Linked DNA regions of Homo sapiens: region 2 is linked to region 1. Evidence: chromatin loops called from intact Hi-C (ENCODE). Cell type or tissue: dorsolateral prefrontal cortex. All regions are shown on one strand. Each heading gives the region's core, and the rest is flanking DNA. Links, peaks and the distances in the headings are about the cores only. Region 1 overlaps MYRFL (myelin regulatory factor like). Region 2 overlaps PTPRB (protein tyrosine phosphatase receptor type B).

Evidence for each region. A loop is a pair of places that touch in the nucleus more often than their neighbours do. Peaks named below come from ENCODE experiments on the same cell type or tissue, not always from the same donor. Only the 100,000 strongest peaks of a DNase experiment are listed, where the experiment ranks them.
Region 2: a loop joins it to region 1, with 5 times the contacts of the local background. A loop is called at or near these places in 94 of 110 quality-filtered maps.

The regions. Positions count from the first base shown.
Region 1 is chr12:69,876,924-69,882,305 of GRCh38, reverse strand. It overlaps MYRFL (myelin regulatory factor like), which reads right to left. Exons shown (of 25, transcript NM_182530.3): 3 at 3,211-3,278; 4 at 2,853-3,111; 5 at 2,014-2,105. Among named protein-coding and RNA genes, the nearest start is that of MYRFL, 54 kb to the right of the region's middle. RefSeq lists a silencer at 2,583-2,877 and enhancers at 2,977-3,026, 2,544-3,081, 3,082-3,619. In dorsolateral prefrontal cortex, for the core only: CTCF peaks have their summits at 2,535 and 2,736 (motif pointing left); a DNase peak (open chromatin) is centred at 2,745; H3K4me3 peaks cover 998 bases.
Region 2 is chr12:70,575,072-70,580,453 of GRCh38, reverse strand. It overlaps PTPRB (protein tyrosine phosphatase receptor type B), which reads left to right. Exons shown (of 34, transcript NM_001109754.4): 11 at 3,809-4,072. Among named protein-coding and RNA genes, the nearest start is that of PTPRB, 60 kb to the left of the region's middle. In dorsolateral prefrontal cortex, for the core only: CTCF peaks have their summits at 3,050 and 3,249 (motif pointing right); no DNase peak of the experiment used is centred there; H3K4me3 peaks cover 624 bases; H3K27ac peaks cover 717 bases.

The DNA of each region.
Region 1 (5,382 bases), core at 146-5,145:
TCTTTTTTTGGCCTTGGGAACCTGCTCATTTTCATTCTGGAACTGTTGTCTGGAATCAGTTATCTTTAGTCAGCTTTTCAGTGACCTGTGAATAGGACTTAAACAAGGGATATAGGATTTCCTATCTGCTGGAAATCCTAGTAATTTCCATCACTCTTCCATGGTTGTTCTCTGAAGATGGTGATGAATCAATGACCTTTCTGGGACAGGCAGCAGAAAACCATCGCAGGATGGAGCTTAACTCTGGGATGGCCAGGACAATTTGAGCAGCAATCTGGTTTGATGAGGGAATTCTTGGAAGGTTTGAGTGACTTGTCCTGTATCCCTTAGTGAGCTAGCGCATCTGCAGTAGAATGAACAGATGGTTCCCCCGTCTGGCTAGGGATTTACTCAGCCTTTTATGTCTGAGAATCATAAAAAAAGCTACAGGCTAGATGTGGGGATCCCTGAAGAAATTAGGGTAGCATTGCATAGGAAGGTGGATGGAAAGCTCTAACTTATCCACAAATGGGGCTTTAATTAGCATTTTGTGTTTCTAAGGTTGGAAAAAAAATGGTGAACAACTGCTGACCATGTTGGATGCATATACAAAGAAAGGAGGCAGTTTGAGGTTTAGTTGATATGAGGGATAGATGCCCAGTGCAATTCTGAGACCGCACTCCCAGGAGATGGGTGGGACTTGACTGACAGGGTGAAGTCATCATCCACAGAAGGCCTCCACAGCCCACGCTGGAGCTGACGCCAAAGGTCCCTCAGAGAATCAGCTCTTACCATGGGGCTGTCAAAGGAAAAGGCAGCAGCCCCAGCAAGAGAGACTGTGTTTTTTCCCACTCAGGTGAAGCCACGCACATCTCCTTTCTGGACAGTGTAAACCTCTAGAATCTGGGGAAGTGGTGGGATGGGGGAACCCAAGAAGGAAGTCTTCAACCTCTTGCTAAGGTGACAAACTGGGATAGAAGAAATGGGACTTGGTACGCTGAATTTGTTCACACTGCCCACATTTGAGTGTTTACAGTTGCTAATAGAACTGGGTTGAGGCCAGACATGGTGGCTCATGCCTGCAATCCAAAGACTTTGGGAGGCTGAGGTGGGAGAATCACTCGAAGCCAGGAATTCAAGACCAGCCTGGGCAACTTAGTGAAACCCATCTTTACAAAACAAATAAGCAAACAAACAAACAAACAGAAACTGGCCTAGAGTGTTATCCTTTTCCCCTAGTATGTGCCATAGCATTTACTCTGAAAATTTTGAAGTTCAAGTCTTTGGACTTCAAAAGGCTACTTTGTTAATCAGGTCTCTTGGCTCAAAACATGATGTGTTACACGTTATATAAGACAAAAAAAAAAAAAAAAAACAGGAAGGCTGACCGCTTGGACATTAGATGACTCGGATGAAAGACTTCTAAAATGATTTCAAATTTCAAACATCCACTGGGAACTTGCCAATTTGAAGTGAGTTTGAGGAAAAGTTCAACTTTCCACCTCCCTGTTCTAGTGGAAAAACACGGTAAGTCTTGCTTCTCAGAGTGCCTTCCATGAGCCAGTAGCATCGCCATCACCTGGGAGCTTGTTAGAAATGCAGAACTCAGACCCTAGAGACTGAATCAGAGTCTGCATTTTACCAAGATCCTCATGCTATTTCTTGCACATTAAGGTTGAGAAGGATTGCAGCAATGCAATGGGCACACCAGCAGGCTCTTGAAGGCACTGCCATACTGCACAGCTTCCACAGGCCTGGAGCCTGAATCCTCTGAGACACATCGTCCCTGAAATTGAAAGATTGGCACTTCACCCACACCTGAGACGGGAAACATCATCTCTTCCTAGGAGGACCTGTGTGACCCCGCCTGCATGAAAGGTACATCAAGAGGGAAGAACCAAACTACCAGAGCTTATCATTGCTCTTCTGTGAGAGGGAAACTTTTGCAGGGCTGCTCAAAGGCTGGTAAAAAGCCTTGCTTTAATGCCCAAGGCTTTGATGGCATCGCCCTTGTTCCCACCCAGGTTTGCTCACTCGGTCTGCAGTGGCAGGCCCACACTCGGCATTCCCCGGAGTCCTCCAGTGCCTGCGTGCACTTTCTCTTCTTGGTTGGAGGCAATGAGGCTCTAAAATCAAGACACCAAAACGAAGGTTAGGATTCTTCCTTGTGTTCCATGTTATGTTAAATAAAATTTAATCTCCCAGGCTCTCTGCTTTCCTAAGTCTAATTCCAATTAGTTAAGGTTCCTTGAGCCCTACTAGGCTGAAACTATTTCCCTTGATCAAGTGGATCTGAGATTCACCAACCTGAAAGATAAGCTGACAATGTTTATAATGGCAGAGGACTCATTGAGACAGGGAAGATACAGACTTAAAATATAGGTATACATTTTACACCCGACAACTTTTTTCATGTGGAGTTTTACCACAATTTTTGATAGCCTTTACTCTTTCTGGCACTCTCTAGATCCAGAAGAGGAAATAAAAGAAAGAAAAGGGGAGAAGACAGAAGAAAAGAACATTAGTTAATGCTTAATTAGCAGATATTTCTCGGAGAGCTCATTCACAATCCCTTTGGGTAGTCTAGCTGAGGCTGCATAAGCTTACGGTGTTTCCTCCATCATCCAGAACCTCACTGTATATTTCTGACATTTTAGCTTTTGGTTGAATGAGGACCTTGGATTTGGAGGGTTTTTAATTAAAAGATTGTCTAAGCCAAGAACACTGGGACCTCGCGATGTCCTATACGCGTCTCAACACTGCCATCTCCTGGACAGGACTCCACTGTGCATTCTCTCTAGGTGCCTGCCAGAGGCAGGCTGCTCCGAGGCTTTCCGCAAAGGTCTTTGATAACTAAATATCTTTTTCTTTACCCAGGGCTGTGACACAGAGGCTGCTGAGGGTAAGAACAACCTATCCCCAGATGGGAGGACACGGATTGGTCCAGGGGGGTGGCAAGATGACTGGCGTTTGAGTGGCAGCTGTGAAAGCCTCCGTGGATTTGGCAGGAGTCGCCCATTCCAGAGGTGCTCTGCAGCGGGTGCATGGGCGGCATCGCAGGAGCAGCTGTGGGGTGGAGAAAAGGAGCTGGAGTCCTCCCAGCTGTGGGCCTCAGGGTTGGGTAGCATGCACCTGGGGAGAGACACAAGCAGGAAGTGCCCCTTTCTCACGGCCCAGAGTCGAGGAGGAAGAGCAACAGTGCCAGATGTGCTGAAGGTGGATCGCACTCACCTTTGACCTGCGGAGGAGAGCATGAGTCGGATGCAGAATAGGGCGGGGTGTCTGGGAGCTGGCGTTGCCTGAAGATTAGAGACATACATTGCGTTTTTGTTTCACTCTAGTCCATTATAGTTTTGTCACAAATGGGAGACAACCCTCAGTGTACAGCCCCCACAGTGATGGTTCCAGGTGCTGGGCATGGGGGGGTGAGGGGTTTGGGAAGTGAGACCCCAGCAGACCAGGCCCAAGGTCGTGTCCTGGTTAAGTGAGTGGGCTTTGGGTCCCAGCTCTTCCACTTCCTAGCTGTGTATCCATGAATAAGTACGTAACCTCTCCAGGCCTCCATTTCCTCATCTACAAAATGGAAATAATCATTACATCTACCTCACAGCATTGTTGTGAGAATTAAATGAGATCATGTATATAAAGCCCATTAACATAATGTCCCAAACATAGTGAGTGCCCAATAAAGTTTAATATTATTGCTTCTTATAAAGGACAAATATTTAAAGTGACAGATATCCCAATGGCACTGATTGAATCTTTACAAATTACATGGATGTATTAAATTATCACATTTACCCCCAAATATATATACATCTATTATGTATCAATAAAATTTTTTAAATAATTACTTCTTAATACTCCTATACCAGAAAAAAATGGTTGTACATACTGTTTGAGCTAACGAAATGTAAATTGCTGTCCCTACAGCAATGATTTTCCATCTGGGCGCAAAGGGATCCCAAAGCTCTTAAAAGGAGTTCAGGGGTTGTATAACAAGAACACTTTAAATTGCTGAGGAGAAAATAACTTTTTTCTGTTTTATATATTGAAGTGCAAGTAATTTTTTTTTTTTTTTTTTGAGATGGAGTCTTGCTCTGTTACCCAGGCTGGAGTACAGTGACATGATTTTGGCTCACTGCAACCTCCACCTCCCAGGTTCAAGTGATTATCCTGACTCAGCCTCCCAAGTAGCTGGGATTACAGGCGCCTGCCACCACACCTGGTTAATTTTTGTATTTTTAGTAGAGACAGGGTTTCACCATGTTGGCCAGGCTGGTCTTGAACTCCTGACCTTAGGTGATCTGCCTGTCTCAGCCTCCCAAAATGTAGGGATTACAGGCGTGAGCCATGGCACCCAGCCAGTAAAATTTTATTTTTAAAAAAATGTGTACTACCACTAAAGAAGTGTGAAAATCTCTGTTTCAAAAGACCTACAAGTTGCTTATAGCTCAGCATCTCTGTGATGCTGCATCATACATAAGCACCCCAACCTCTACTTGATTCTCTTGCTTGAAGAGGAAGCTTCAAGTTTAGTATGTTTAAAAGTCCAACATAATACGATGAAAAGCTTGCTTTTATCATTTATCAGAAAAGTTGTTTTCTCCTCAAATTAGTTCTTTATAATTTATTCACTTCCTATTAATAAGGGAAGAGAGGACACACATCTACTCTCCTCCAAAAATCCCACTCAAATAAATGTAAAGGAATAAAGAGACATAATAAAGAATATGAGCAGAGACCCCAGCAGACCAAATTTTAATAACATGGCAGCAGACAGAAATAGAATAGATGATAACTGAACTAGTAGAATGGACAAAACACAACCAAGACTGCCTGGAAATGGTGGAGGGAACAGAGGGATCCAACAAGAAGTTTTCCAATCAAACAAAACTCAAAAAGCCCAGGACGCAGGAGTCACCATGAGCTTCTGCATTCAGGGCTAAGGGTGGAGCTGAAAACAAAAGGATTGGTTGAACATTTGAACAAGAAACAACTGGAGGCCTGGCGCGGTGGCTCATGCCTGTAATCCCAGCACTTTGGGAGGCGGAGGCGGGCGGATCACGAGGTCAGGAGATCGAGGGCATCCCACCTAACACGGTGAAACTCCGTCTCTACTAAAAATACAAAAAATGAGCCAGGCGTGGTGGCAGCCGCCTGTAGTCCCAGCTACTCGGGAGGCTGAGGCAGGAGAATGGCGTGAACCCGGGAGGCGGAGCTTGCAGTGAGCCAAGATCGCGCCACTGCACTCCAGCCTAGCTGACCGAGCGAGACTCCGTCTCAAAAAAAAAAAAAAAAAAGAAAGAAAGAAAGAAAGAAAGACCTGGACCCTTATATTAGCTTCCCCACCCTGTAAAGCTACCTCCATCACCCCAACAGAAGTTGGAAAGGTTTACTCTC
Region 2 (5,382 bases), core at 291-5,290, 700 kb before region 1:
AAATGTTTATGTTCCAGTTAAGGTAAACAATAATGGATAAAAAACAAAACAAACCTCCCAAAGAAAGCATCTTTCACTCTTATATATTCTTGGTTTGCAAGACATAAAAAGAAAATGATCTCCAATTAATATGGTTAGAGGTGGAGTTGATCTAATTTTCAGGTCTCATATATTTTCATAAGCAACGTTAAACAAGTGCTTAATATGCTATCTAAACAATTTTTCTTGACCTTAATAGCTCCCTGTTAGAAAGCTAAGTAAACAAATAAGTGTCATTATGGTCATGTATGTCAGGGAGCCATGGCACCGAGGAAGAAATTACATAGAATTTTCTATGTAATACAATGAAAGAACATAAAAAATTAATATATATGATATATAAAATGTATGTTCATTTCTTAGAAAAAAATTACATAAACCCAATAGAAGCTTTGATAATTATTAGTGGGACCTTGTCTACTTAATTTTATATAATTATTTTAAGTTGGATTTCAGGCTTCTCCTTCTGCATCCTCAACACTCAAATTCTGTTTATCAGCTGCAGGCATCATAGATGCATCTCTTTCCAAAATCATGAATCTCATCTACTTAATGAACCCAGAGGACATTAACTTCATTAACTCTCCCAGAAGAACAATGAAGTCACTGAGAAGATGTTTCATAGTCTTGGTAGAAATTCACTGGTGTATGCCCATTTCCCTCATTCTATGACAGCTGACATTGTCACTTGCATGTTTCTTTTTTTTTTTTTTTTTTTTGAGATGGAGTCTCATTTTGTCGCCAGGCTGGAGTGCAGTGGCACGATCTTGGCTCACTGCAACCTCCGACTCCCTGGTTCAAGCGATTCTCCTGTCTCAGTCTCCCGAGTAGCTGGGATTACAGGCACGCACCACCACGCCCAGCTAATTTTTGTACTTTTAGTAGAAACAGGGTTTCAGCTTGTTGGCCAGGATGGTCTCGATCTCCTGACCTCGTGATCTGCCTGCCTCGGCCTCCCAAAGGGCTGGGATCACAGGTGTGAGCCACTGCGCCCGGCCTGTCACCTGCATCTTTCTCCCTGATATTTTCTTTCCTTTCTTTTAATGGTTCTTGGCACCATCCATTGGTGTAGCATACTTGGGGGTAGGTAGCTGAAAAGCTTAGCATGGAAATCAGGAGGCCTAGGTTTTGGTCCTAGCTCTGCCATTAACTTATTTCCCTAAGCTTCTGTGTTTTAATCCACACACAATAATTCACTCCTACCCTGGGTGTCAGAATAGGGAAGGAGAAATAATAAAGCTGAGGAGAGGAGTGGAGGACGACCTTGCATTCATTTCCCAGTGATTTGCAGTTGTATCAGTCACATTAGACTGATTTAATTCATGCTTAGACACTGTATAATGTGGGTGTTCATGATTGGATGCCTCTATTGGTTGGGATACAGTCTCCTACTATCAGTGGCTCTTCTTTGCTGTAGGTCCTCAGAGCTCTCCCCATTTCTCCAGAGAATGGAGGTTGGGGAGGGGTACAACTCATCAGACTTGGGAGTAGGCATTTCACTTCCACCCACATTCCACTGGCCAGAACTCAGTTACATGGCTACATCTGACTGCCTGGGAGCCTGAGAAATGCAGTCTAGCTGTGTGTCAAGAGGAAAAGGAAATGGTCGGGGAACCATATTCTGCCACACAGGTTGATTCTCATTTTATATACCACAAGGATTGTCCAACTTATTGTGAGCTACTAAAATAGTCTAGTCTGTGCTATCTCTTGAAATAACTGTGTACTTTAAGTAAGTGGGACTTAAAATTATTTTTATTTTTTAATTTATATTTTTATTTATATTTTAATTAGAATAAAGGTACAAGTATTTGACCCATATTATATAATAGAAGCATTCAAAAAAGGGAAAAAGGGACAAGAAATTATTTGAAGAATGGTCATAAAGTTTTGAGGAGAGAATCAAATATGAATAAATTGAGCACGAGTTATTTTACTCAAACATATGAAGAGTGCACATTATCACGATAAAGGGGAAAATGGGAGACTCCTGTAAAGCACAATAATAGGGATTTTGAAAGGTGCCTCTTTTAGTAAATTTTGTACACAGTCAATTGTAAAGAATTCAGTGGGTAAGGCCTTGATAATCCTTATCATCTCCTCAAATTGCTGAAACATTAGTCAATATTGAAATAATTTTGAAAGGTATTCTTATATTTCACCTGTTTCCACTGAGTTGAAACATATAAATAAACCCTCCCAGCCCAGATAAGATGGCAGAATATTTAAAATTAAAGATATTAGATATACTTAACAAATCTAATTCTAATCTGGGAAAATGCTCATCCTAAAGCAAAAACAAATTTTGTATCTATTTTTTCTTAAACATGTGAATCATATTTCTGTGAAAACTTTTGATAATTGTGTCTTTTCTAATAAAATGTTAGTAGTTGCAAATATTTCCAGCAGTTTTTAAAAACAAGCATAATGAGTTGCTTTTGAGAGCAACTAAAGGATGTATAGATGGTTGGATGGCAGAAGAAAGGAAGGAAAGAAAGCAAAAAGGAAGAAAAGAAGGAAAGAAAAGGAAGGAAGAGATGTACCAATATATAAATCTTCTGGCTAAAAAGTTCAACTTTATATCTAGGAAATGTCCATATATGTGGATCAACATTACCAGAGTTGTTCACTAGAATGCAGTTTATAATTTTTAGTGATGGATAAGTGCTTTTAAGTATAAGGTATGCTTTGGGGCTTAATTCACAAAGTCCGAACATATTACATTAGAAGGATTCTCAGAAGTCATCTAGCCAAATCCTGTCCATTATAAGTGATGTACTGATATTGACAATCATATGAAACTGTTAAGTTAATCAACTAATGATTAAAACAGTAGTGTAGTTCATATATACTGTAATATTTTAACCCTATATTCATTTATGGCAGTACTATTTAATGGGCACCTATTTCTGATATGTGGTTCAACTTTTACTCAATACTGCAATTACTAATTTGCTGACTATACCTCCAACCAGAGAACTTCTTGAAGACATTCATGCGTTTTTCATTTTTGTATACCTGGCAAATAGTAGGTTCTCAGTAAACGTTTGTGACACTAATCCCCAATTCATATAAGCAAATGATTATAGTTGACATCAGAAAACCCATTATCGCCATAACAGTTCTCTCTGCCCTTGGTTGGTCCAGCTTCCAGACTTCTTACTTCCAAGATAGGTTTTTAGGCTTATTTCTTACCACTAGAGGGCAGGAAATGCCTTGCAAAGGGAAAACGGTCCCTCTGGTTGTGTTAGCTATTACTTCCCAGGAATGAATAACTTCATCACAAAAAAATTGAAGCTATCCCAGTTTAAGGTCTTTAGAAAAGCTATCGTATTCTTCCCCTTTCCACTCAAACATTTTTGCTTTATTGGTAAGTTTGGTTCAAGTTGATTCATTTAGATTGTTGAAATATTTGTTCCCTTTCTTACAGGGAACCTTCTAAAACATTGTATAAGGATGTCTCCACTTGAAATGCTTTACAAACAGCAACCCCATAAAAATGCAGTAGTGGCATCCTTGTATTTACGAGGCATCCCAAAGGCCTCCGGACATTTTTATTTTGATTAGTTTTCTGATGTAAGAACACTCAGCTTCTGGAAGCTGAGTGAAATCCTCACGCTTCCTTGACCTCTTATATAATCAGATTAGATCTCCTGAGTGAGTCCACGGTTTGTGCTGACTGCAATAGACGACTCAAACTTTTGACTGTGTCTTTCTTTTTGAATCCCCCTTCCCCCCCCCCCCCGCCCCCCACCTTTCAAAATCACAGTCCCTTCCAGTGTGAGTGGAGTAACGGTGAACAATTCCGGTCGTAATGACTACCTCAGCGTTTCCTGGCTGCTGGCGCCCGGAGATGTGGATAACTATGAGGTAACATTGTCTCATGACGGCAAGGTGGTTCAGTCCCTTGTCATTGCCAAGTCTGTCAGAGAATGTTCCTTCAGCTCCCTCACCCCAGGCCGCCTCTACACCGTGACCATAACTACAAGGAGTGGCAAGTATGAAAATCACTCCTTCAGCCAAGAGCGGACAGGTAAGGCTGTATGAAGGTTCAGGGCTCCGTAAGAACCAATTCACATGTGGCTCAGGGCACCACAGAGCTGTAGCAATTCTGTAATGATGGGATGAAAGGCCCTTGAGATCACAAAACTGTTATGAAGTCTTCGTATTTTAACCCAAGAAACTCCTTATGTGAGCAGACCCTGTGTGACTAGAATTTATATTATATTCAAATAGTGAAAAAAGTGTTCCCGTTTATGGAGTACTTTTTGGTTGCTAGGGCCTGGCTTTATATATCTTAACTATAACTAACCCTTATGAACTCCTTATTGAGGTAGTCATTGTTATTATTCCCATTTTACAGATCAGGAAACCAAGGTTCAGGGAGGTCAAGTAACTCGCCCAACTGTTTACCTTGTTAAACAGCCAGTGTGTTTCAGATCCTGGTTTTAAACCCAGTTCTGAATGACTCCAGTGCCTACAAAGCTCTCCATCCTAAAATCCATCCTGAAATGTCTGTTGGTCAAAACCACTATTCATCCTTTTTCACACAAGGTGAAAATGTGAACCTTTATGGTTCTGGGACTAGGGAGCAAAAATCTTAGCAAAGGAAATGAATGTTCAGTCCAATGTGCTGGAAAGAATTAAATTTAAATAGCTACCATTTTCCCAATATATTTATGCTTTCTGGGGTTTATACCTGAGATTTCTGCTTAAGGTTGGCATCAATACATTGTCAAATGTTTCCTACTAAGCTATGGGTTGATTTCTGTATTTTAAAATGTCAGTTTTTCCATGAGGTTCTGAGACAATTGTCCTTATCCTGTTACCTAGCGCAGGACCTGGGGCTTAGTAGGCACTCAGTAAATACTTGGCAAAGGAATAATCAGAAATCACTTAGATCAGGGGTCCCACCTGGGAGTCCATGGTTCATGGGAGACTTTAGGAATGTAGTAACCCCTGAAATTGTTTATGAGGTTGCTGGGGATAGGAAAGGTATATGCATTTCTTTGAGAAGAAACAGTCCATGGCTTTTATCAGATTCTTATGGTTTCTGTGACCTCCAAAAAGCTAAGAACCTCTGATTTATATTGTTACAGGATGCTGACATTGAAGGGGTCCTTAGAATGATCTAATCCTGTTTCCTCATTTGGATATAAAGGAAGTCCCAGAGAAGGAGTGTGGCTTCTCCAGGGTTGCAGGGCTGACTGGTAGTGGAGTTCAGTCTAGCTCCAGTGCTGTCCATTCCATCATGCTGTATCCGAGAGCACTAGTCAGGGATATAAAGAGATTATCCCTACCCTTGAATAATTTGAAGCCCAATTACACTGACAATCACAATAA